3 separate regions of the Homo sapiens genome follow, and all the other regions are linked to region 1. A link is a loop called in an ENCODE intact Hi-C map of the cell type or tissue named here. Cell type or tissue: endothelial cell of umbilical vein. All regions are shown on one strand.

Region 1 (8,000 bases):
TATTTATTTATTTATTTATTTTTGAGGCGGAGTCTTGCTCTTGTTGCCCAGGCTGGAGTGCAGTGGCGCAATCTCAGCTCACTGCACCCACTGTCCTCCTGGGTTCAGGTGATTCTTCTTCCTCAACCTCCCGAGTAGCTGGGATTACAGGTGACTGCCACCACGCCTGGCTAATTTTTTTGTATTTTTAGTAGAGACGGGGTTTCACCATGTTGGCCAGGCTGGTCTCAAACTCCTGACCTTGTGATCTGCCCACCTTGGCCTCCTAAAGTTCTGGGATTACAGGCGTGAACCACTGTGCCTGGCCATGAAAGCCAATTATTTTCTTCTGTCTATCATGTTTCTGCTGTTATTGCTTCTTTATTATTAATAATCCTTTTCTTTCTTTTTTGGAGGGGCAGGGAGAGTGTCTCACTTTCTTGCCTAGGCTCGAGTGCAGTGGTGCAGTCACAGCTCACTGCAGCCTTGAACTCCTGGGCCCAAGCGATCCTCTTGCCTCAGCCTTCCAAGTAGCTAGGAGTACAGGCATGTGCCACCATACTTGACTAATTTTTTGGTTTTTTGTAGAGACAGAGTCTTGCTATGTTGCCCAGGCTGGTCTTGAACTCCTGGATTCAAATCCTCCCACCTTGGCCTCCCAAAACATTGGAATTACAGGCATGAGGTACCAGGCCTGGCCCATAATAATTTTCTAATGTTAAAAGCCACTTTTTTTTTTTTTTTTTTTTTTTTTTTAGCAGCACGTCCCCACTCTTTGTCTGTGTTAGGGTTTAGTCAACAGAATAAAGCCAAAGAATTTTTTCTATCTGCCCTCACAGGTGCAAGCCTTGAAAGCATGTTCTCTGATAAAATACAGTATGCGGAAAGTCAGTCATCCACACAAAGAATGCAGTTTACGTGAATATAGGGTCTGGGTAATAGGAAGTGCAGTGACATGCAAACTGAACCTTATTTGCCTAGAAAAAGAACCCCAGTTAAAAGATAAGCACCAAAAAACTATAAAAAGACCAGAGTTAGATATCTAGTCTGAATTTCTACTTTTTAACTTTAGAATGGGGGTTGATCTAAAGTAAAGGGCCAGAGAGTAAATATTTTTGGCTTTGCAGGCCAATATGTTCTCTGTTGTAACTACTCAACTCTGCAGTTGTAGCATAAAACCAGCCATAGATAACACATAAACAAACAAGAGTGTTTATATTGCAGTGAAACTTTATTTACAAAAGCAGATAGCCAGTTTGTGGGCTATAGTTTGCCAACGTCTGCTATAGATTATAAAGGACCCTAGTAAGTTTTGTAGAGTAGTGGCTAACCAAATTGCTATAGCTAGATTCTTTTTAAAAAGTTATTTTCTTCTGATCACAAAAGTAATAATATGTTCATGTTACAAACAGAAACTCTTAAATTAGATAGCGAATATGCCTAGAATCCCTCACTATTCTTATGCTTTTAGATAACTACAGTCAGTGATTTGATAAATGTTTCTTCAGATGATTTTCTTTCTTTTTTTAAGGTTAATTTTTTATAGAGATGGGATCTTGCTATGTTGCCCAGGCTGGTCTTGAACTCCTAGGCTCAAGTGATCCTCTTACCTTGGACTTCCAAATTGCTGGAATTACAGATGTAAGTAAGCCACCACACCCAGCCTCTTCAGATGATTTTTTTTTTTTTTTTTTTTTTTGAGTTGGAGTTTTGCTCTTGTCACCCAGGCTGGAGTGCAGTGGCACAATCTCGGCTCACTGCAACCTCCGTCTCCCAGGTTCAAGTGATTCTCCTGCCTCAGCCTCCCGAGTAGCTGAGATTATGGGATCCCGCCATCACACCCGGCTAATATTTTGTATTTTTAATAGAGACAGGGTTTCACCATGTTGGCCAGGCTGGTCTCAAACTCCTAACCTCAGGTGATCCACCCGCCTCAGCCTCCCAAAGTGCTGTGATTACAGGTGTGAGACCCGGCCTCTCCAGATGGTTTTTTATGCATATACTATTTGGTTGTAGTCTTTAGTTATAGTTTTATCATTCCTTATTCCAAATTTTTATTGTTTAGTCCCATTTTTCCCAGCAGGCACATGGTCTGGAACAGATGGCACAGATTGATTCCCCTTTATTGTCATCGGAGGGGATAACAGGCTGGAAATAAGATTTTTATTTCACAGGGCTCTTTTCTGAAATAATGTTTTATTTTAATGATATTTTATTTGAATTAACCTCCAATCTACATATGTCCAACAGAGGCACATTTGATATTTATGTGAAATGTGATGGTGTTGGAAGATGTGTTGGTAACTATGATAATCGTGGGAGTTTCGGCGAACTGGCCTTAATGTACAATACACCCAGAGCAGCTACAATCACTGCTACCTCTCCTGGTGCTCTGTGGGGTTTGGTGAGTAAAATACTTATTTGACCTGAATGTTATGATTTGTAGCAATTGCTATGACGGTGTTACAAATTGCCGCATGTAGTATTTTAATTTAAAGATCATCAGTCATCAGGTAATTTATTAAGCAGCCACTGAATGCTGAACTGTAGGGCACTAAGACTTCACTAAGTCAGATCCTGATGTCATTGCCCCCACTCCTCCAGTCCAGTCAGGAGCTTGGGACCTGGTGGCCCAGGAAAGACACTCAGATTCAGAATGCTCCTGTCTTACCCACTCTTAGAAAATAACCAGCCATACAAACACAGCCTTAAGTACTTTTTCTCAGATAGCTTTCTGAGGTAAGTATTATAATCTGATAAAGTTGTGGCTCCCAGAGTGTGGTCCCCTGAACACTGGCAGCTGTATCACTTGGGAACTTTTTAGAAATGCCCATTCTGGGGCCCCACCCACTGATTCTGACCTACTGCATCAGAAATTCGGAGTTTGAGAAACCAGTATAAAAGGATGCTCTTGGTGCTATAAATTGATTGGTAACTACTCTGCATTTAAAAGCAGTTGTGTAGGGAAAAAATGCTTGGTGGCTGTGCTCATGTGCCCCACATCAGAATTACCTGGAGTATTTTTTTAAAATCCTCTTACCTAGCCACGAGGTCAGGAGATCGAGACCACGGTGAAACCCCGTCTCTACTAAAAATACAAAAAATTAGCCGGGCACGGTCGTGGGTGCCTGTAGTCCCAGCTACTCAGGAGGCTGAGGCAGGAGAATGGCATGAACCCGGGAGGCGGAGCTTGCAGTGAAGCTGAGATTGCACCACTGCACTCCAGCCTGGGCGACAGAGCGAGACTCTGTCTCAAAAAAAATCCTCTTACCTAGACCTCACCATGGGCAAATTGATCAGAATCTTCAGCACTGGGACCTGAGCATTAGTACTTTTAAATACATTTCTTAATGTGGTATTCCCGCAAGACTTAAAAGCTGGTTTAAAGATACATTCGGGCAATATTTTCACATATGATAGGATGCAAATTATTAGGCACTACTAAAGCTCCTTCTGGAGGATTGTATTTAAGGTAGTGATTCTCAAACTTTAATATGCTTACAAATCACCTGGGAATCCAGTTAAAATGCAGATTCTGATTCAGTGGTTCTGGGGTGAGGCCCGTGATTTTTGCATTTCTCATCAGCTCCCAGGAGATGGCAGTACTGCCTGATGTCAGGCCAAACCTTAAACAGCATCGATTTAGGGAAATGTTTACAGTATATGTATTTTCTTTTAAAATTGTTGAAAATAGCCCACCCACTAGTTTTGACATGCATTTATTGGGTTATTTCTCTCAAATCCTTTTGTGGAAAGAGAAGAGGTTGAAGTAAATATGAAGTCTGTTAAAAGTCTCATTTCCAAGGACTACTGTATATAGCATTGTGGAAGTCACACATTATTTAGTCACAGTTCAGCATTTGACTCTGAAGTCAATTCAGCTGATAAAAAATATCTCTTGATCAAAGAGACAAGACATTTTACATTTCTTTTAATTGGAACCAGTTATTATATACTTATTTAAAAATGTGATGAGTCACTTTTTTAAGGTTTAGAGGAAAAGCTGAATTGTCTCAGGAAAAGGAAAGAACTGTCAGTGATTTGAATACCCAAAGCCAGCAAAGAAAAAACTTCAAACCAGGACAGTCCTTCACCCACAGAAGTCTTTGTCTGCCTGTAATTAAAGTGGTGGGATAAATCTAGCATCTGCCATGACCTGTTTTATTCAGGAAGGTTTACTTTTCAAATGTAGTCATTCCAATGGGGTTGCCGTTCAGATTCAGATTGTCAGATTGTCACACAGTGAGGAAACTGCCTCCTTGCACATCTTCAGAATAAGATCAACTGTTTTATAGGTTGGCCTCTTTGAATACTGATAGTTTTTAGCCCTTGTAGAAACTTTAATGGGGTATAAAAGACCCAGAATTTCCTAGTGCACGTACTACTTAAGTTCCTAAGATAGGATTAAGCATTTTCAGAGCTTTTTAGTAGTCTATACATGTTATTAAATTTTATAAAAATGGGCAGTTTGTGATAATCCTCCTGACATATAATAGCTTTCTAAAAAAGTTAGAATAATTAACATAATTACTTAGTATTTCAAGCCTACTTTTTAAGGGTGACTTGACTAATTATAATAACTCCTTCTCAGGGAGAGTCGAGTAGAAAATAAATTTTTCTTTTAAGGTCAACAGACTGGAGGTCTGCCTTATAAATACAGGTGTGTAAAGATAAGCAAAAAAAGCCCAAGAGAAAAGTCCATTGCAGAATAGTCTCACTCTGTAAATAATATTTGGTCACTATTAGCCTTAGGGCTAACATGATCTACGTGACTATACTGATGATTTGGAAAGGTGATTTTTGAAATGGCTTCAGGATGAAAGTATTTGAAATTCTGGACTTTATATGTCACAGTGGGTGTGAAGAGGTAGGTTACTAATGGAAAATTCTTTCTGAGAGATATAACTGATTATGATTAGTTTCTAAATCATTAAGCTATTTTGAGTCTTCTCTGTTTTGCAATAACCGCTGTCCATACAATGGTGTTATACCTGATTTCCAAACCTGATTACATATCAGAATCACTTTGGGAGCATTTATGAATTATTGAGCCCTACATGCAGAGATCTTGAGTCATTAAGGTCTGGTGTCTCAGAAATCTTTTTTAATACTATAGCTTATTCTGATGCAGAGCCAGGCTTGGAAATAATTTCAATATTTGTGCTAATTATCTTGTAAAATTTTCTTTTAAAAAAAGTATTAGGAGTAAAACAAGTCCAAATTACAGCCAATACCAAATTGGGAAACAAGATGTTTAATTTCCTAGTGTCTTAGTCCTTTTGGGGTGCTATGACAGACTGTTATAGAATGGGTGGCTTAAGCAGCATACATTTATTTCTCATGGTCTGGACGCTGAGAAGTCCAAGATCAAGGCACCAGAAGATTCGGTGTCTGGTGAGGGCTTGTTTTCCTGTTTAACAGACAGCGTCTTCTACTTGTGTTCTCACATGGTGGAAGGGGCAAGGGAGCTCATTGGGATCTCTTTTATAAGGACATTAATCCCATTCATGAGGGCTCCAGCCTCATGACCTAACCATCTTCCAAAGGCTCCACCACCTAATACTATCCTGGGTGATTAGGATTTCAACAGAGGGATTTTAGAGTGATAGAAACATTCAGTTGCAGTCCATCACACCTAGAGACTTTCATCTATACTGGCATTTTTCTCCATTGCACTAGTTCATTTAAATTCAGCCTTATTATGTTGGCATAAGAAAGAATGAATAAGACCTAGTATTTGGTAGCACAATAGGGTGACCATAGTCAATAATAAAATTGTATATTTTAAAATAAATGTAATTGGATTTTTTGTAACTCAAAGGATAGATGCTTGAGGGGGCAGATACCCCATTCTCTATGATGTGCATATTTCATGTTGCATGCCTGTATCAGAACATCTCATGTACCCCATAAATATACACCTACTATGTACCCACAAAAATTAAAAATAAAAGTAAAAAAAAATTAAAATATTGGCATAGTAATTTATTAAATAATATATCCCAATTTTTACTTTATTAAAATGGTATAATTGTTTATTAATGAATGCCAATCTAACATAATTATTGAGGCTTTTATTAAAGAATTAAAATATTTTATGAGAAATTATTTAAAATAAAATTTTTAGGAAAATAATGTTTTGAGCTGTATCCTTAAAATTTTTACTAGTTCTTCAACCGAGTTCTGTATCTTTGAGGGCATGATAGTATAAACAGGAACATTTTAGACTGTGAACATGGTAAACACTGGAATTAGATCTTACTCAAAAACATAGTTGTAGTTTCTCTGTGCCTTCACATTAAATAAAAATTTTTTTTATGAGTACATATTATGTGTATATATTTACAGGGTACATAAGCTATTTCGATAACAGCATACAATATATAATGATCACATCAGGGTAAATGGAGTAGCCATCACTTTAAGCATTTATAATTTCTTTGGGCATCCCTCCACATTTTTGACAAGAAAATTTTGACATAATGTGGATATGAAAAAGAACGTAGAGTACATAACAGAGTAAAAGAACAGAGTGCTAGTATACATATTTAAAAATGCTGTGACAGCGCCTCCTTGTGGGCAGAACCCAACATATTGGTCAGATTTCTGTTATGTATAAAAAGTCAACAGATGCTTTCTTTAAAAAAAAAAAAAAAAAAAAAAAAGAAAACAGTATTTTATGTGGTTCTGTATTATATTTTGTGCTTGACGAAATAAAAATATGAAATGAGTTGCATTAAAAGTATAATGATGTTAATCTTTTATTTCAGAATCTTCAATCATTGTTTCTTGTAGGGAATAAAATAAAACTATTTGTATAGCTTTACCCCCATAAAATTTACCCTTTAACTGTTCTGCCTGTAGGACAGGGTAACCTTCAGGAGAATAATTGTGAAAAACAATGCCAAAAAGAGAAAAATGTATGAAAGCTTTATTGAGTCACTGCCATTCCTTAAATCTTTGGAGGTAAGTATATGTTTATGCTTTTATTTTATTTTGCTTTAAAAGTTTCTGTTTTGCTAGGAATATTTAGTTCTATAGAAAAATTTCTTTGAATAAAAAAAAATCTATCCATGTTTTTATTTGAAAAGATTAAATGGTAGTGCTAATTTTTATAACTCATTGTTTCTTCTGCTATCTATAATTTCATTTGTTTTGTTATTTGAAAGTAATACATTCCTACCCAGCATCTATAGCAAATTTATATGTGGTCTTTATCTGATAGCAGACTTAATATAATCACATAGATGTAGACAAGAGCCACTAGTTGTAACTTTACAGTGAGGCGTTCTCTAGATATAGAATGTCCTCTCTGGCCTCTTCCTCTCAGTCATCTTTGCTGTTTATTCCTCTTTTCTTCTCCTCTTAAAACTGGCATTCCAGGCCTCTGTCCTTGGCCTCTTCTCTTTTCAGGATACACTTATTCACTTGGTGAACATGTCGAATCCCATGGCCTTAAATACAGATGTCCCTTGACTTACTATGGGGTTACCTTACGAATAAACCCATTGTGAGTTGAAAATATCATAAATAGAAAATGTATTTAATACACCTAAACTATGGAACATTCGAGCTCAGCCTAGCCTACCTGAAACATGCTTAGGACACTCACATCAGCCTACAGCTGGGAACAGTCACCTGGCAGCACAGTGCACTGGAGAGCATGGGTTGTTCACCTCATTGTGGTGAGGCTGGCTGGGCGTTGTGGCTCTCTGCCTGGCGTTGTACTGCATATCGCTAGCCTGGGAGAAGATCGAAACTCAAAATTAGAAGTATAGTTTCTATCGCTTTCAAACAACTGTAAGGTTGAAAAATCATTAATCAAGCCACTGTAAGTCAGGGACCACCTGTACTGTCCATATATTGATGCTTCTTAAAATTGATATCACTGGGCAAGGCCCCTCCCTTGAAGGTCAGACTTACTTATCCAACTGCAAATGTAAGATTTCCTCTCAGATGTCTAATAGACATCTCAAACCTAGTATGTCCCAAATCTACTCCTTTTCTCTTTCCCCGCAGAT
Region 2 (8,000 bases), 70 kb before region 1:
CCTCCCAAAGTGCTGGGATTATAGGTGTGAGCCACTGCGCCCGGCCACATAATCCATTTTACAATATGGGCTTTTTGTTTTTTGGAAGATTATTCTTTTTGGTGGAAAATGGAAATAATATATCATTTGTTGTTGTGAGTATTAAAAATTAGTGGTGGTGGCTGGGCGCTGTGGTACACACTTGTAATTTTGCCACTTTGGGAGGCTGAGGTGAGCGGATTACCTGAGATTGGGAGTTCCACACCAGCCTGGCCAACATGGTGAAACGCTGTCTCTACTAAAAATACAAAAATTAGCTGGGTTTGGTGGCGGGCGCCTGTAATCCAGCTACTTGGGAAGCTGAGGCGGGAGAATCGCTTGAACCTGGGAGACGGAGGTTGCAGTGAGCTGAGATTGCGCCACCGTACTCCAGCCTGAGCGACAGAGGGGGAGACTGCGTTTAAAATAAATAAATAAATAAATAAAAATTTAGTGGTGGTAGTAGTAGTAGCAGCTCAGTAAATATTTTAAGAGTAAAGCTTTAATCAAGAAATAATCCTGTTGCTTCACTGTTCACCTAATATATAGAAAAGATCCTAGGGTTTGAAGTTGTACTGACTAGAGTTTTCCCATTTTCTCTGTGAATTTGTATGTAAGTTGTTTACTTCTTTGAGTTTAATTTTATTTATTTTCTTTTCTTTCAGCTTGGGATCTTAATAGCTATATTCAAGCTTGTGAGGGTTAAATTGGATGATTTTTATTATTTTTAAATTTTTTTTTTTTTTGAGATGGAGTCTCGCTCTGTCACCAGGCCGGAGTGCAATGACATGATCTTGGCTCACTGCAACCTCTGCCTCTTGGGTTCAAGCGATTCTTCTGCCTCAGCCTCCTGAGTAGCTGGGACTACAGCTGCACACCACCATGCCTGGCTAATTTTTTGTATTTTAATAGAGACAGGGTTTCACCATGTTGGCCAGGATGGTCTCAATCTCCTGACCTCGTGATCCGCCCACCTTGGCCTCCCAAAATGCTGGGATTATAGGTGTAAGCCACCACACCTGGCAATTTTTTTTTTTTTTTTAAGACAGGATTTCACTCTGTCACCCAGGCTGTAGTGCAGTGGCATGATCTTGGCTCACTGCAGCCTCCACCTTCCAGGTTGAAGTGATCCTTCCACCTCACCCTCCCTAGTAACTGGGAGAACAGGTGTGCACCACAATGCCTAGCTAATTTTTGTATGTTTTATAGAGACAGGGTTTCGCCATGTTGCCCAGGCTCATCTTGAACTCTCGAGCTCTAGGGATCCACCTGCCTCAGCCTCCCAAAGTGCTGTGATTATAGGTGTTGGATGAGTTTAAGGAAGCCCCCAGCAGAGAGTCTAGGCTTTTCAAAACGTTCGCTCTCAGCCTTCTTCTTATGAACGTGGTTTAAAACAAAGCCATAAACCCCTCAGCTTTTTGCCTTAGCCTGTCAGAATAAAGCCTTAGAGAGTCATAATACTGTTTGATAGTAATCCTTTAATATGGGCATCTTTTTATTGTTTATACATTATAGGTTTTCTAAAAAATTGTAATGGTTTTCCTCTGTGGTTTTGTCTCTGAATTGGGGAGGGGCTAGAAATGTCCAGTTAATCTTAAGACAGTGCCTTGCATCATGAAGTTGGAACTCTGAATTTTTTTTTTAATCCTAAGATACTGTTTTGAAAAAGTTACCCTTCTAGAACAGTTTAAAGAGTTCAGTGAGCGCCTTTATCTAGGCTCCCCAGATGTTGATATTTTGCCACATTTGCATGCTCTCTCCTCTCCATCTTTACACAGACACACACTCTTTTTTATTGAAACTTTTAGGAATCTTAAATACTTCAGCCTGTATCTCCTAAGAAAAAGGGCATTCTTCTAGGTAATATAACACTGAAGGAATTTAACATCGATACGATACTATTATCTCATACAGAGTTTAGAGTCAGATTTCCTCCACTGTCCTATCATGTTTTTTTCTCTCTCTCTTTTAAATTCAAGCTAATTCAAGGATTTTTTATTGCATTTAATTGTCATGACTCAGTTTTTCTTGCCTTTCATAAATTGACTCCCTGAAGTTTTTGAAATTTGCTTTTTCAGAGTTTTGAAGGTTATTCCTAACCATAAGACAGTTCCCTATACCGCCTGTTATGCATTCATAGATGGCATTAGCACAGCTGCTGTTTGTTCAGTATGCCCCACCGACGTCCATGAAATCTTTGCATTGACATTTACTATTGCTTTCAAGGACTACTTGAAAGCAATTACTTGTTCTAATAAGTAATTATTTCTTATAATAGAAGGATTTTCTTTTCTCATGTAGTTAACCACTCTTTAATTTTTTGCCATAGTATGAACATATAATTTTGTGGTATATTTTTAACAGAACTAAAATTTTATAATTTTCTGTAAACTATGATGTAGAATAATTCACAGGTGAAATTAATCTTTAAATTTCAATCTCACACACCTACTGTGTAAAATGTGATATTACAAATCTCAGTGAAATCACCCTGAACAGAAATGATTATTCCCCAAGAAATTAGTGAAATAGCAGAAGTTCACATCTTGTCTTGAATCTGATTCAAGGAACATATGCTTCCTTGATTCACGGAACATATGCTTCCTTTTGTTTTGTTTGGGAAATATCTTGTAGCCTTGGTGTTCATTGTTTCTACTTTAAGGTTATTTGACGATAACAGCTTTTAACCCCCAAACTATTTTTTTCCAGAGGTCATTTCTATATTGTCAAACCAATTTGCTGGTATAATTATAGTTACATTCATATTTTGTTTTTTGAAATTAGCTTCATTTTTAATAAGCCTGTTAATCACCAATACTTGGGAATACATATTGGGAGAATACTACTTTAATTAATATACTAGTTTATTCAGCAAACATTTACCGAGTCCCTCTTGTGTGTCAGGTACAGTGCTGGGGATGCCACGAATAATAAGATACAGTTCTTACGAAGTGCGCAGTCTAGCAGGGAAGCTGATGATGACTCATAGTGTAGTAAATGCCGTAATATCCTCAAAGTGAAAAGGAGAAAACATACAGTTTTTCCAGGGCCTGCCTCACAGGAAGGGTACTATTTGTGCTGTCTTTAAGGTTTATAACATAGGTTTTACGAGGACTATAAGGAGAGAGACTATTCTAGGTATTTCTATTCAGTATTACTGTAAAAAGTCCATTTTCACCATATGTTGCTATGCAGTTTGCCTCTGCCATCAAGCACCTATGGCATGGAGTGAGCAGATGCCCACTGGCTATGGATAGCAGGGACTTAAGGCCAGGAGTTATTTCATCCTTTAATTTACCATTGCTTCAAAATGTTAACATCTGCCTTACCAGGAGAGGCTGTATAGGCTCTGGAATCAGACCAGGGTTAGAGTACTAGCTCTGTTACTCACCTATCTACGTATTAAAAGTGTCTCTGTGTGTGTGTATCCTTAGTTACCTTTCTAAGGCTTAGTTTCTCTGGGTATAAAATGGGGATAATACCTAACTCACAAGATGATTGTTGTAATGAAACAGTAGATAACCCATGAAGAACAGATTCTTGAGGCCGGGCATGGTGGCTCACGCCTGTGTTCCCAGCACTTTGGGAGGCCAAGGCAGGTGGATCACCTGAGGTCAGGAGTTCAAGACCAGCCTGGCCAACATGACAAAACCCTGTCTCTGCTAAAAATATAAAAATTAGCTGGGCGTTGTGGCGTGTGCCTGTAGTCTCAGCTACTTGGGAGGCCGAGGCGGAGGAATCACTTGAACCAGGGACGCAAAGTTGCGGTGAGCCAAGATTGCACCACTGTACACTCCAAGCCTGGATGACAGAGTGATACTCCATCAAAAAAAAAAAAAAAAGAAAAAAGAAAAGAAAAGAAATGGCTTCAGGACTGCAGAGCTTGACATGAAGAGTTAGTCAGAAGGATGACACCCAGGGTGAGGCTGAAATCAAGGGTCAGAAAGAGAATTTGACTGAGGCAACAGGATGAAACGAGAGGTGTCAGTCTTGAGCAAGGGAGGTGGGAAGACAGGATGGAAGGTGGGACTGGGACCTAAGGAGGTTCTCTGAGATGCCAGGGCACAGGCCTGGGGGCTTTTGTCCAGGCTTGTTCCTTGGGTGGGATGGAAGCCATTTAGGGGGCCTCCAAGTCACTTCATGCACCTGTTATCTCTCAGTGCCCACACTAGTATTATAATAAAATGGGTTCTTCCCTGTGATTCATTATGAATAATCCAAGTGAACAGAGCAAGTACTGCTCCTGGCTCATTTCCAGCCACTTGCCCCTCCTGCTCTACACTCTAGCAGCGCTTGTTTACTGATACTTAAGCAACCTTGGGAATTGGAACCCAGTGGAATCTGTGGCATTGTTGAGTCTCTGGTTCTTTTTTGTTAGGCCCTGGAATGCTGATAAGCTACCTCAAGGCTAATGAGAAATTAGATTATCTCTTGAACTTAATTGCATTTTCCCAGAGTTCTCTTAGAGCCCCCCAGGGAAAGGAGAAAGGAAGATAGTGAAAGCAGCTGTTCAGGTTGGGGCATGGTGGGAAGGGAGGATCTTTCTGCGCCTATAGTGTCCTCAGACTCTTCACACTGGTGGTTTTGCCAGTCGATGTGGAAGGGCTTGGAAGATAACATGGGAATTATGTAACCCACCAAACCCCGTGTGCCTTAATTACAGGAACACTGCCACTGTTGGGGAAAGGGGTCGGGGAGTTAGATCTATAAGATAGTATAAAATAGGTATGAGTAGATAGAATAGACATTTAGATGTAGTGCAACCATTCTTTAATTACAAGCGGAGTTTAGGTCACTACTTCACCAGCTCTGTGTGAAGGATCAGTTTTTCGTTTTTGTTTTCCCAGTGCACTGCAGACCAGCACTTTTGAGAAATATAAATTTGCCACAGCAATATCAAATTGCTATAATTGTATCTAAACACTGTTTTACTCTCTGTACTTATCTTATTGCAGATTGCCATGGCTTAGGTGATACAACCGTGGTGTGTGCTACATGAGATAAGAAACTTCTCACAAAAAGCTTTTATAAAGGAAGATTGCACATTTATCTAAAAGAAGCGATTATTAAAAAAAAAAAAACAAACATACCTTATTTTGCTAACTTGGCATTTTGTCAGGACAGCCTGCATGAATGAATGGTGCCCTTGAGTTGTCGAATGGTGGCGTGTGGCAGCCCTGCTTCAGGCCCGTGGCGTGCCTGCGTTCTGCCTCCATGTATGCCTGCTCATATTCAGAGCATGCCATGGGCTCTCTTATCTAGGCCTTGCTATAGCTCACCACATTCCCTGCCATCAGCTTCCTTCCTCTCTCCCTCCCTCCCTTCCTTCCTTCCGATACCGTTACTGTTACACATCGTTTGATGTTGTAGTTGCTTGTTCACATGTCTTTTTCCCTATGCTTAACAGTGAGGTTCATAATTAATGGACTGAGAAACAAGGACACTCTGGATGAGGTCAAAGAAAAAATAGAATGTGAAGTAAAGAAATGAGAATGCAAGGAGGATGGGAAGATTTCTCCAGGCATGTGTGTAGAGCGGTGTGAGATTCCTGAGTAGTGTGTGCTGGGGTAAGGACCAGTGTGAATATAGTTACAGGGTGAGCCTGCTAAAGGGCAGGCTGAGTGACATTTTATTGGAATTAAGGAAGCCAAAATAAGTTGAGGATGGGCTCTCAAATGGGTTTTCAACTTGGACATTGACTGCCTACGATGGTGGCACATTGGAGTGAAATGAAAACTGTGAGCCAGGTACCAGTCAGGAAGGGGCATCTGTATGCCGTGGCTCTCGGAGGAGCACAGAGGTTTCAGTGGGAGCACCATGGAGTGGTCCAGATGCCAGTGTGGGGAGCCACAGCGTGCCCTCACTATCTTTCAGATCCCACTGTGTGCAGGAAGTGGTACCGTCTAAGAGAAGGAGTGTTCTTGGAGAAGAATCAAGTTTCAACCAAGGCAGAGAAAAGTCAGTAATGTTTTATAAAAGAATGTGAGGGTGTGGGGAATGTGTTGGGAAGGAGGGTAGTAATGGACAGAAGGAAGCCACAGAGCAGCAATTCATTTGAGGAAATATTTGCAAGCAATTACCATTGCCAGGGACTACACTAGGCACAGCAGTGAACACATTATGCCCTTGAAGTACTTGCAGTCTAGGGAAGCTTAAGGCATGGGGAGATGAAATTAGGGAAAAGATGGTGGTCTGGAGGGTCTTACATCTTGTGGATGACCAAGGGTGACAGAGCAAAGAGGACATAGTTGGATTGATAGTTTTTAGATTATAATTTATTCACTGTAAATACTTGTTTAACTAAACTTTCCTTAAGGCTAACTCTGTTAGCTTCCTAATGAGAGCGCTGTAACCGTCTGATACTTATCTTAGGTACAGAAGGCAATATGATGTAGAAGTAAGAGGCTGGATTTGGAGCTGTTTTTAAATTTAACAGTCAAATATTCAATGAGGGCCTACAATGTGTTGGGCACTGGGCTGGACCCAGGGCAGGCAGATACAGTTTAGGATCTTAGGTACATCATTTATTAGCTGTGTGACCTTGGGCAACTTACTTAAATGACCTTCTGTAAAACCAGATTGTGGTTATTCTGGAAGAGAATGCAGGCAAAGCTTTTAGCATAGTGTCTGACACATTTTGAGTGCAAAATAAACTTTTATATATTATTAGACTGGATTTTTCAAATTTTAACCTGATAAAAACACCATAATTTTAGTGTCTCTTCTTTCCTCTTGTAACTTATCCCACCTAATATTAATTGGCCAAAGTGCATAATTTTGTGTATGTATTACAACTAACTCCCCTACCCCAAATTTGGGTTAACTTAACATTGTATTGTTATTTGTGGGGGAGAGCAAAGATTTCTCTGAAATGTAACATCCTTTAGCTTTTTAGATGAAAACAGAAAAGCAACCTCAGTCCCTCATCATAAACTGTATTTGTAGACTGTAGTTTTGAAAGCAAATTGATCCACCTTTTAAAAATCTAAACTGATATTTTAAACAGGTGTGTGCAAATGCAGTCCCTCCCACCCCCACCCCATCAGCATCTTGACCCAGCTACTTCTTTGGAGCTGACTACTAGAGAATGTTAGTCTCATCTCTGAGAGCCCAGCAATATATTATATACTAGGTAATCATTGGATAATGTTTTCTGATATTTTAAAAGTTAATATTGCAACTAAAAACCAAAATACCTATTCAGGTCTTGTCTTCCCTTTACCAGTAAGAATCAGGGTCTTCCCCTTCCCTGCACCTCCCCGGATTAGTTTTCTACTTTTTCATGAGTTACTAAAACCAGAGAACACTGATTTTAATGTTGTTTTACAGAAAACGGTACCATAAAATTGACAACAAATTAAAATATACATTAATGGTACAGTATATTGTTTTCAGAATAGTGGAAAGAAGGGGCCTTTCACTTGAAAGACGGAACAGCTTAAATGATAGTGTTGTTAGACGTGTTTCAAGGAATTACAAAATGTTGTGTTTATTGACCATCAAAAAAGGTACAGCTGACCTTTTCCTTAGATATTTTAAAACAGAATTCCAAGTTATAGCTCCCCTTTAAAAACAGGTATGGATACTTTAATATATGCATTGCCTAACAGAGTATATAGGCTACAAATACAGCAAATGCACATAGCTTTTATTCAATTTTTGAACAGCAGCTTACCAGACGTGCTGAGTTTTAGCAGGTTGCTGAGTGGTAATCTGCAGGAGAAATGGAAAACAGGTTTGCCTTAACTACTCTTGTGGCTTTCTAAAAATAAATTGCTACTTTCAAGTTACCTATTTGGTATTTTCACTTTATTTAGATTTTGTGGATCTCAAAATTTTCTTTTTATAATGTTGATACATTACCACTTACAATTTACTTCTGAATTCTGTACCATAAAAATAATGTATTTTATTTTCATGTTACTTTAAAAATGATATTGCTTCTTACTTGCTTATATTTATCATTCCCCCCATTTGTGTCC
Region 3 (8,000 bases), 350 kb after region 1:
AACAGAAATAAAAGAAAAACTTCCTTAACACAATAAAGGTCATATATGAAGAACACACAGCTAACAAAATACTCAGTTGCGAAAGACTGAAAGCTTTTTCCCTAAGATCAAAAACAAAACAAGGCCAGACACAGTGGCTCACACTTATAATCCCAGCACTTCTGCAAGCAAACATAGGAGAATCACTTGAGCCCAGGAGTTCGAGACCAGCCTGGACAACATAGCGAGACTCCATCTCTACCAAATAAAAATTAAAAATTAGCCAGGCATGGTGGCATGCCTGTGTCCCAGCCACTCAAGTGGCTGAGGCAAGAGGCTCACTTGAGCCCAGGAGTTTGAGGTTACAATGAGATATGTCTGCGCCACTGCCACTGCACTCCAGCTTGAATGGCAAAGCAAGGCCCTGTCTCTACAAAACAAACAAACGAACAAACAAGTATTAGCCTGCACCTGCTCCACCAAAACTTCTATAGTGTTGGAAATCCTAGCCAGAGCAATCAAGTAAGAAAAAGAAATAAAAGGCATTCAAATCAAAAGGAAAGTAGTAAAACTGTCCCTGTTTGCAGATAACATGATCTAATATTTACAGAAATGCATAAAGACCCCACCAAAAAACTATTAACATAAAAAATTCAGTAAAGTTGCAGAATACAAAATCAACACACAAAAATCAGTGTCATTCCTATGTACCAACAACAATCTATATGAAAAAGATATTAAGAAAACAATCTCATTTACAATTGCATCCAAAGAATAAAATACTAGGAACAGACTTAAGTAAGAAAGTGAAAGACCTGTATATTCAAAACTACAAATAAAAGAAACTAAAGAACTAAAGAAGACAAACAAATGGAAATACTTCTAATGTTCATAGATTAGACAACTGAATACTGTTAAAATTTCCCTACTATTCAAAGTGGTCTACAGATTCAATGCAATCCCTATCTAAATCCCAATGTCATTTTTTAGAGAAATAGAAAAAAAAATCTAAAATTCATATGGAACCACAGAAGACCCTGAATAGTCAAAAGAACTCTGAGAAACAAATAATATAGCTGGTATCATCATACTTCTTTATATATACATACACAAAGCTATAATAATTAAATAGTATGGTACTGGCAAAAAGAAAGACAAACTGATGCAATAGAGTAGAGAGCCCAGAAATAAATTCATGCATATATGATAAACCAATGTGTAACAAGGGTGCCATGAATACACAAGGAGGTAATGACAGTCTCTTCAACAAATACAAGGAAAACTAGATATACAAATGCAAGGGAATGAAATTGGACCCTTAGTCTTACACCATACACAAAAATCAACTCAGAATGGCTTAATGATTTAGCCGTTAGACCTGAAACTGTAAAACTCCTAGAACGACACGTGAGGAAAAACTCTGTACCATTGGTCTTGGCAATGATTTCACAGATGTGACCAAAAACACAGACAACAAATGCAAAAACAGACAAGTGCGACTACATGAAACTAAAGAGGTTCTGCACAGCAAAGGAAACAAGACAGTGAAAATGCAACCTATGAAATGCGAGAAAATATTCACAAACCATGTATCTGATAAAGGGTTAATTTCCAAAACGTATAAGGGACTTTACAACTCGATAGCAAAAATAAAAACCCAATTAAAAATGAGCTAAGGACTTGAATAGACATTTCTCCAAAGAATACATACAAATAGCCAACAAGTATATAAAAAGATCATTAATATCTGACCAGTCATCAGAGTAATGCAAATCGAAACCACAGTGAGATACCACCTCACATCCGTTAGAATGGTTATTATTAAAAAAAACAAACAAGCAAAAACAACAAAAAACAGACACGTGCTGGTGAGGTTGCGGAGAAATTGGAATCGTTTTACACTGTTAGTGGGAATGCAAAATTGTACAACCCCTATAGAAAATAGTATGGTGATTCCTCAAAGAAATTAAAAATAGAATTACTATACGATCCAGCAGTCCCACTTCTGGGTTTTTATCCAAAATAACTGAAATAGGATCTTGAGGAGGTATCTGCACTCTCATGTTCACAGCAGCACTATTTACAACAGCCAAAATACAGAAATAACCTAAATGTCCACCAGCTGATGACTGAATTTTTTAAATGTGATATATATACATAGAACAGAATATTATTCCGACTTAAACAAGAAAGAAATCCTGAAATATGCAACAATGTGGATGAATCTTATGGATATTATGCTTAGTAAAATAAGCCAGTCACAGAAAGACAAATACTGCATGATTCCACTGACATAAGGTATCTAAAATAGACAAATGCATGGAAGCGAATAATGGAATTGTGGCTGCCAGGGGCTGGGGGAGAGGAAGAAATGAGGAGTTGTTAATCAATGGGCATAAAATTTTAGTAAAGCAAGATAAGTAAGTTCTAGAGATCTGCTGTTCAATACCATGCCTATAGATAACAATACCATATTATACATTTAAAAATCTGTTAAGAGGGTAGATCTCATATTAAGCGTACTTACCATTCTAAAATTTAAAAAAGAAAATCACCACACTAACGTAAGGTATTCCTATTAACCTATCCAGAAAAGTTTAAAAAACAAAGGGAAGAGGAGTAAATTTTTTTTTTTTTTTGAGATGGAGTCTCGCTCTGTTGTCCAGGCTGGAGTGCAGTGGCACAATCTTGGCTCACTACAACCTCTGCCTCCCAGGTTCAAGCCATTCTCCTGCTTCAGCCTCCTGAGAAGCTAGGATTAAAGGAGCACGTCACCATGCCCAGCTAATTTTTTGTATTTTCAGTAGAGGTGGGGTTTCACCATGTTGGCCCAGCTGGTCTCGAACTCCTGACCTCAAGAGATCAGGCTGCCTCAGACCTCCCTAAGTGCTAGGAGGTGTCAGCCACCATGCCTAGCCTGAAATTTTTAAAATGAGATGACAGAATGGAATGTTAAAGAGGGAACTGGAGTCTGTTAATTCAGTGCAAATAGGCGAATAGTGTATCTCAATTTCAAAGTTTAGAAGTAGGGATAGTATCTAACCTCCAGCTCTAATTCCTCCTTTGCATCTACATTTTTTTTCTGCAAACCTTTCTAAAACATCCCCCAGCTCACTTCTCCTCAAGTCTCCTGAGCCCAGATGAGTCGCATGTCCACGTTTAAACCATTACGTAAAGGAATGAAACTATCATGATCTATCATGATTTAAGCACTGGAGCAATTAAGTAGTCCCTTCCTTGAGCCCAAAGATATTATTAGGAAGAAGAGCACTCAACCAAACTGAGACCCTGTAAAAAAGAAAGAATGGAAACAAAGGAAGTGGGAAGTCAATCAGTAATGTATGCTACACTGAATATAGATCCACGTGCCATGGAAACCAATTTAAGATGTAAGAGTTGGCATCCTGTCTTGAAAAATAAGATTCTATCCAATTGTTCTTTCCTGGAACATATGAAGGGGGTTTTCAGGAACTTTTGCTGACAAATTCTGCATTCTCCTCAAGAAGCGACTCTGGATAAACTTGAGAAGTGAACAACTGAACTTCCAGAGCCCTAGACCATGCAATTTAGATACGGATTTCTTTTTCAAAGCAGATGTTACTAATCTCTGTAATTGCTACAGAAACAACTTCATAAATCTCTGTGTACTACCTCATTCTGAGGATCATGCCTTCTTCATGTGCCCACGAAAATAAATTCACCATAAGATATATCCCTAGATATCTAATTTGGCACTTTTTAGTTACATAGTATAAACTGATTGGATTTTAGAGAATGGTTTACCAGATATAATAATTTCAGGGTTTTTTCCAACAGTGAAATAACTTTAGTTTTAATATAATTAATAAGGAAATAATATAGATTATCACCACTGGCAACAGGATATATTCCTAGTTGTAATAATAAAACCATGTCATCAGTATGTATCTTCCTTTGGGATATGATATTAAAAGATTCATCAAATCACATTTCTGATTCATCAAAAGAGATTTCAAATCTCTAACACAGAAGTTAAAAACAAATGAATAAAACTGCAAGCTATTTTACTGAATATGTTTCTGAGAAGATCATGCCTCCCTGCCCTGTTGTTTATACAATATGAAAGTGTAAAATTCTACAGGTACACCTATAATCATAAATTTACATTCAACCATTCTAACAGCCTTTAGCAATCTTAATTTGCCATATTTACCAAAACAAAGACTAATAAAAACTGTTTCACATTGTTACTGGCTTTTCTATATATAAAGGAATAAATTATCTTGGCAATGAAAAGTAGAACAACCCACCTAATTTTCCTGTACAATATTATACTTAGAGACCCAAAGCTGTAATTCATCAAGAAGAAAGCTAGCATAATTTTAAAGGAACAGTCAACAATAGAATAAGCCTGTAGTTCTGAGGCACTTTGTTTAGATTAAGACACATTTTTTTCAAATTAATATTATTAGTAATATATACTAGAAGGGAAAAGAACTTGAGAACTATTGGCATAAGCATCCAAATGAAAAAGAAAATCCCTTAGAACCAAGAAATAAAAAACTTTGATACATTACTAGTTGGAAGTACCTTAAGCTAAATAAATTGTTCTCAAACTTTATAAGTCTTCCAGCAAGGGGTGATAGCAAGGTAAAACACAGAGCTTCCATGAACATTATTAAACAACCATATGAAACAGAACACATATCTAGAAATGCTTGCAACTTTAAAATGTACGAAAAACAACATACTAATGTTTACAGTAAAAGAGCTCCTTGTTTTTGTCTAGATGTTACCCTGAATTTTTTACACTATATGATAAAAGAATGAATAGAATCATAAATGTGGTATGAGTATTACCTGTTAAATATAAATTTTAGCAACATTAACTTCAATTAGTTTTAAAAAAGGTTTGTGTGCTTGTGTGTATAATTTCTATATGCTTATCTCTACCACATACAAACACATATCTAAGCATAAGCCTTTCTGGCCATTTGGATTTGAGCACAACATCACCCCCATCTGGTGGTGGCTGAACCCAGTCACATATGTAAGCAATTTAGAGACCATTTAAATCAAATGTACAAACAGAAAATCTTTATAATCTGTCATTACACTGTAGATATACACATATACATTACATTAACTATGAAGAAGTTGTCACACACAAAAAACTTCAATGCATTTAAGAAACAAGTCACTTCAGACTCACAATAAAGGGAAAACGAGAAACAGTTTCATGGTATTTTTTTCTTTTGATTTTTATTTCAATAGCTTTTGGAGTACAAGTGGTTGTGATTACATAAATAAATTATTTAGTGATGAATTCTGAGATTTTAGTACACCTATCACACAAGTAGTGTACTTTGTACCTAATATGCAGTTTTTTATCCCACATTCTCAATACCCTTCCTCTTCTGAATCTCCAAAGTCCATTTTATCACTCTAAGTCTTTGCGTATTCTTAGATTAGCTCCCACTTATAATGAGAACATTTGATGTTTAGTTCTCCATTCCTGAGTTATCTCACTTAGAATAATGGCCTCCAGCTTAATCCATGTTGCTGCAAAACACATTACTTCATTCCTTTTTATGGCTGAGTAGTATTACATGGTGTGTATATACATATACATCACGTTGTCTTTATTCACTCATTGGTCAATGGGCATTTAGGTGGGTTCCATATCTTTGAAATTGTGAATTGGTCTGCAATAAAGATATGTGTGCACGTGTCTTTTTCATATAATGACTTCTTTTCCTTTGGATAGATACCCAGTAGTGGGATTGCTGGATTGAATGGTAGATCTACTTTTAGTTCTTTAAGGAATCTCCATACTGTTTTCCATAAAGGTTGTATTAATTTACATTCCCACCAGTAGTGTATAAGCATTACCACATCCACACAAACATCTATTGTATTTTGACTTTCTAATAATGGCCATTCTAGACGGAATAAGCTGATAATCTCACTGTGGTTTTAATTTGCATTTCTCTAATGATTAGGGATGTTGAACATTTTTTCATATGTTTCTCGACCATTTGCATATCTTCTTTTGAGAAATGTCTATTCATGTCATTTGCCCACTTTTTGGTGGGATTATTTATTTTTCTTGCTGATTTGAGTTCCCTGTAGCTTCTGAATACTAGTTCTTTGTCACATGCACAGTTTACAAGTCTTATCTTCTCCCGTTCTGTGGGTTGTCTGTTTATTTTGACAATTATTTCTTTTGCTGTAGAGAAGCTATTTAACCAGGTCCCATTTATTTATTTTTGTTGCATTTGCTTTTGGGATTTCAGTCATGAATACTTTGTCTAGGCCAATGTCTAGAAGAGTTTTTCCTAGGTTTTCTCCTACGGTTTGTATGGCTTTGGGTCTTAGATTGAAGTCTTTGATCCATCTTGGGTTGATTTTTATATAAAGTGAGAGGGATACAGTTTCATTCTTCTACATGTGGCTAGCCAGTTTTCTCAGCAGCATTTATTTAATAGGGTGTTCTTTCCCCAATTTATGTTTTTGATGCTTTGTTGAAGATCACTTGGTTCTAAGTATTTGGCTTTATTTCTGAGTTCTCTATTCTGTTTCATTGGGTCTATGTGCCTACTTTTATACCAGAACCATGCTGTTCTGGTAACTGTATACAGCCTTGTAGTATAACTAAGAGTCCAGTAATATGATGCCTCCAGATGTGTTCTTTTTGCTTAGGATTGCTTTGGTTATTTGGGCTCTTTTTGGTTCCAAATGAATTTTAGGATTTTTTTTCCCATTCGGTGAAAAATAATGTTGGTATTTTGATGGGGAATTGCACTGAATATGTAGACTGCTTTGGGCAGTATGGTTATTTTCACAATATTGATTCTTCCAATCTATGAACACAAGATGTGTTTCCATTTGTTTGTGTCATCCACGTTTTCTTTCAGCAGTTTTGTAGTTCACCTTGTAGAGATCTTTCACCTCCTTGGTTAAGTATATTCCTAGTATTTTATCTTTTTTGCAGATGCAAAAGGGGCTAAGTTCTTGATTTGATTCTCAGCTTGGTGGTTGGTGTGTAGCAGTGCTACTGATTTGTGTACATTGACTTTGTAACCTGAGACTTTACTTGTTTATCAAATCTAGGAGTCTTCTGGAGCAGTCTTTATTTAGGGTTTTTCATGTATACAATCACATCATCAGTGAACAGTGATAGTTTGACTTTCTTTTTCCAATTTGGAAGCCCTTTACTTCCTTCTCTTCCCTGATTGCTCTGACTAGGACTAGGACTTCCAGTACTATGTTGAATAGAAGTGATCAAAGTGGGCATCCTTGTCTTGTTCCAGTTCTCAGGGGGAAGGCTTTCAACTTTTCCCCGTTCAGTATGATGTCGGCTGTGGGTTTGTCATATATGGCTTTTATTAATTTGAAGGAAATCCCTTCTATGCCTAGTTTGTTGAGGGTTTTTTATCATAAAAGGATGCTGGATTTTACCGGATGCTTTTTCTGCATCTATTGAGATGATCATATAGTTTTTATTTATAATTCTGTTTATGTGATATATCACATTTATTGATTTGCATATGTTAAATCATCCCTGCATCCCTGAAATAAAACCCCTCGATCACCATGCATTATCTTTTTGATGTGATGTTGGATTTGGTTAGTTAGTATTTTGTTGAAAATTTTTGCATCAATGTTCATCAGGGATATTGCTCTGTAGTTTTCTTTTTTTGTTATGTCCTTTCTGAGTTTTGGTATCAGGGTAATACCGGCTTCAAAGAATGATTCAGAGAGAATTCCCTCTTTCTCAATCTTTTGCAATAGTTGCAGTAAGATTGATACCAGTTCATCTTTGAATATCTGGTAGAATTCAGCTGTGAATCTATCTAGCCCTGGGCTTTTTCTTTGTTGGCAATTTTTTTTATTACTGATTTAATCTTGCTGCTTGTTATTGGTCTGCTCAGGGTTTCTATTTCTTCCGGATTTAATCTAGGAGGGTTGTATGTTTCCAGGAATTTATCCATTTCCTCGAGGTTTTCTAGTTGATATGCATAGGGGTGTTAATAGTAGTC

The links. Hi-C counts contacts between places; a loop is a spot of excess contacts. Peaks named below come from ENCODE experiments on the same cell type or tissue, not always from the same donor. Only the 100,000 strongest peaks of a DNase experiment are listed, where the experiment ranks them.
Region 2: a loop joins it to region 1, with 7 times the contacts of the local background. A loop is called at or near these places in 4 of 110 quality-filtered maps.
Region 3: it touches region 1 in a loop (14-fold over the local background); 7 of 110 quality-filtered maps call a loop at or near these places.

The regions. Positions count from the first base shown.
Region 1 is chr7:107,144,079-107,152,078 of GRCh38, forward strand. It overlaps PRKAR2B (protein kinase cAMP-dependent type II regulatory subunit beta), which reads left to right. Exons shown (of 11, transcript NM_002736.3): 6 at 2,230-2,383; 7 at 6,844-6,945. Among named protein-coding and RNA genes, the nearest start is that of HBP1, 21 kb to the right of the region's middle. RefSeq lists an enhancer at 7,799-8,000. In endothelial cell of umbilical vein, CTCF peaks have their summits at 3,562 (motif pointing right) and 6,573 (motif pointing left); DNase peaks (open chromatin) are centred at 3,683 and 6,523; H3K27ac peaks cover 964 bases.
Region 2 is chr7:107,074,358-107,082,357 of GRCh38, forward strand. All of the region lies in intron 2 of PRKAR2B (protein kinase cAMP-dependent type II regulatory subunit beta), which reads left to right. It overlaps PRKAR2B-AS1 (PRKAR2B antisense RNA 1), which reads right to left and starts at 5,252. Exons shown (of 4, transcript XR_007060469.1): 1 at 5,109-5,252. RefSeq lists a silencer at 2,867-3,161. In endothelial cell of umbilical vein, no CTCF peak of the experiment used is centred here; DNase peaks (open chromatin) are centred at 2,994, 4,284 and 5,334; H3K27ac peaks cover 5,127 bases.
Region 3 is chr7:107,496,806-107,504,805 of GRCh38, forward strand. All of the region lies in intron 6 of COG5 (component of oligomeric golgi complex 5), which reads right to left. Among named protein-coding and RNA genes, the nearest start is that of GPR22, 31 kb to the left of the region's middle. In endothelial cell of umbilical vein, a CTCF peak has its summit at 4,989 (motif pointing left); a DNase peak (open chromatin) is centred at 4,976.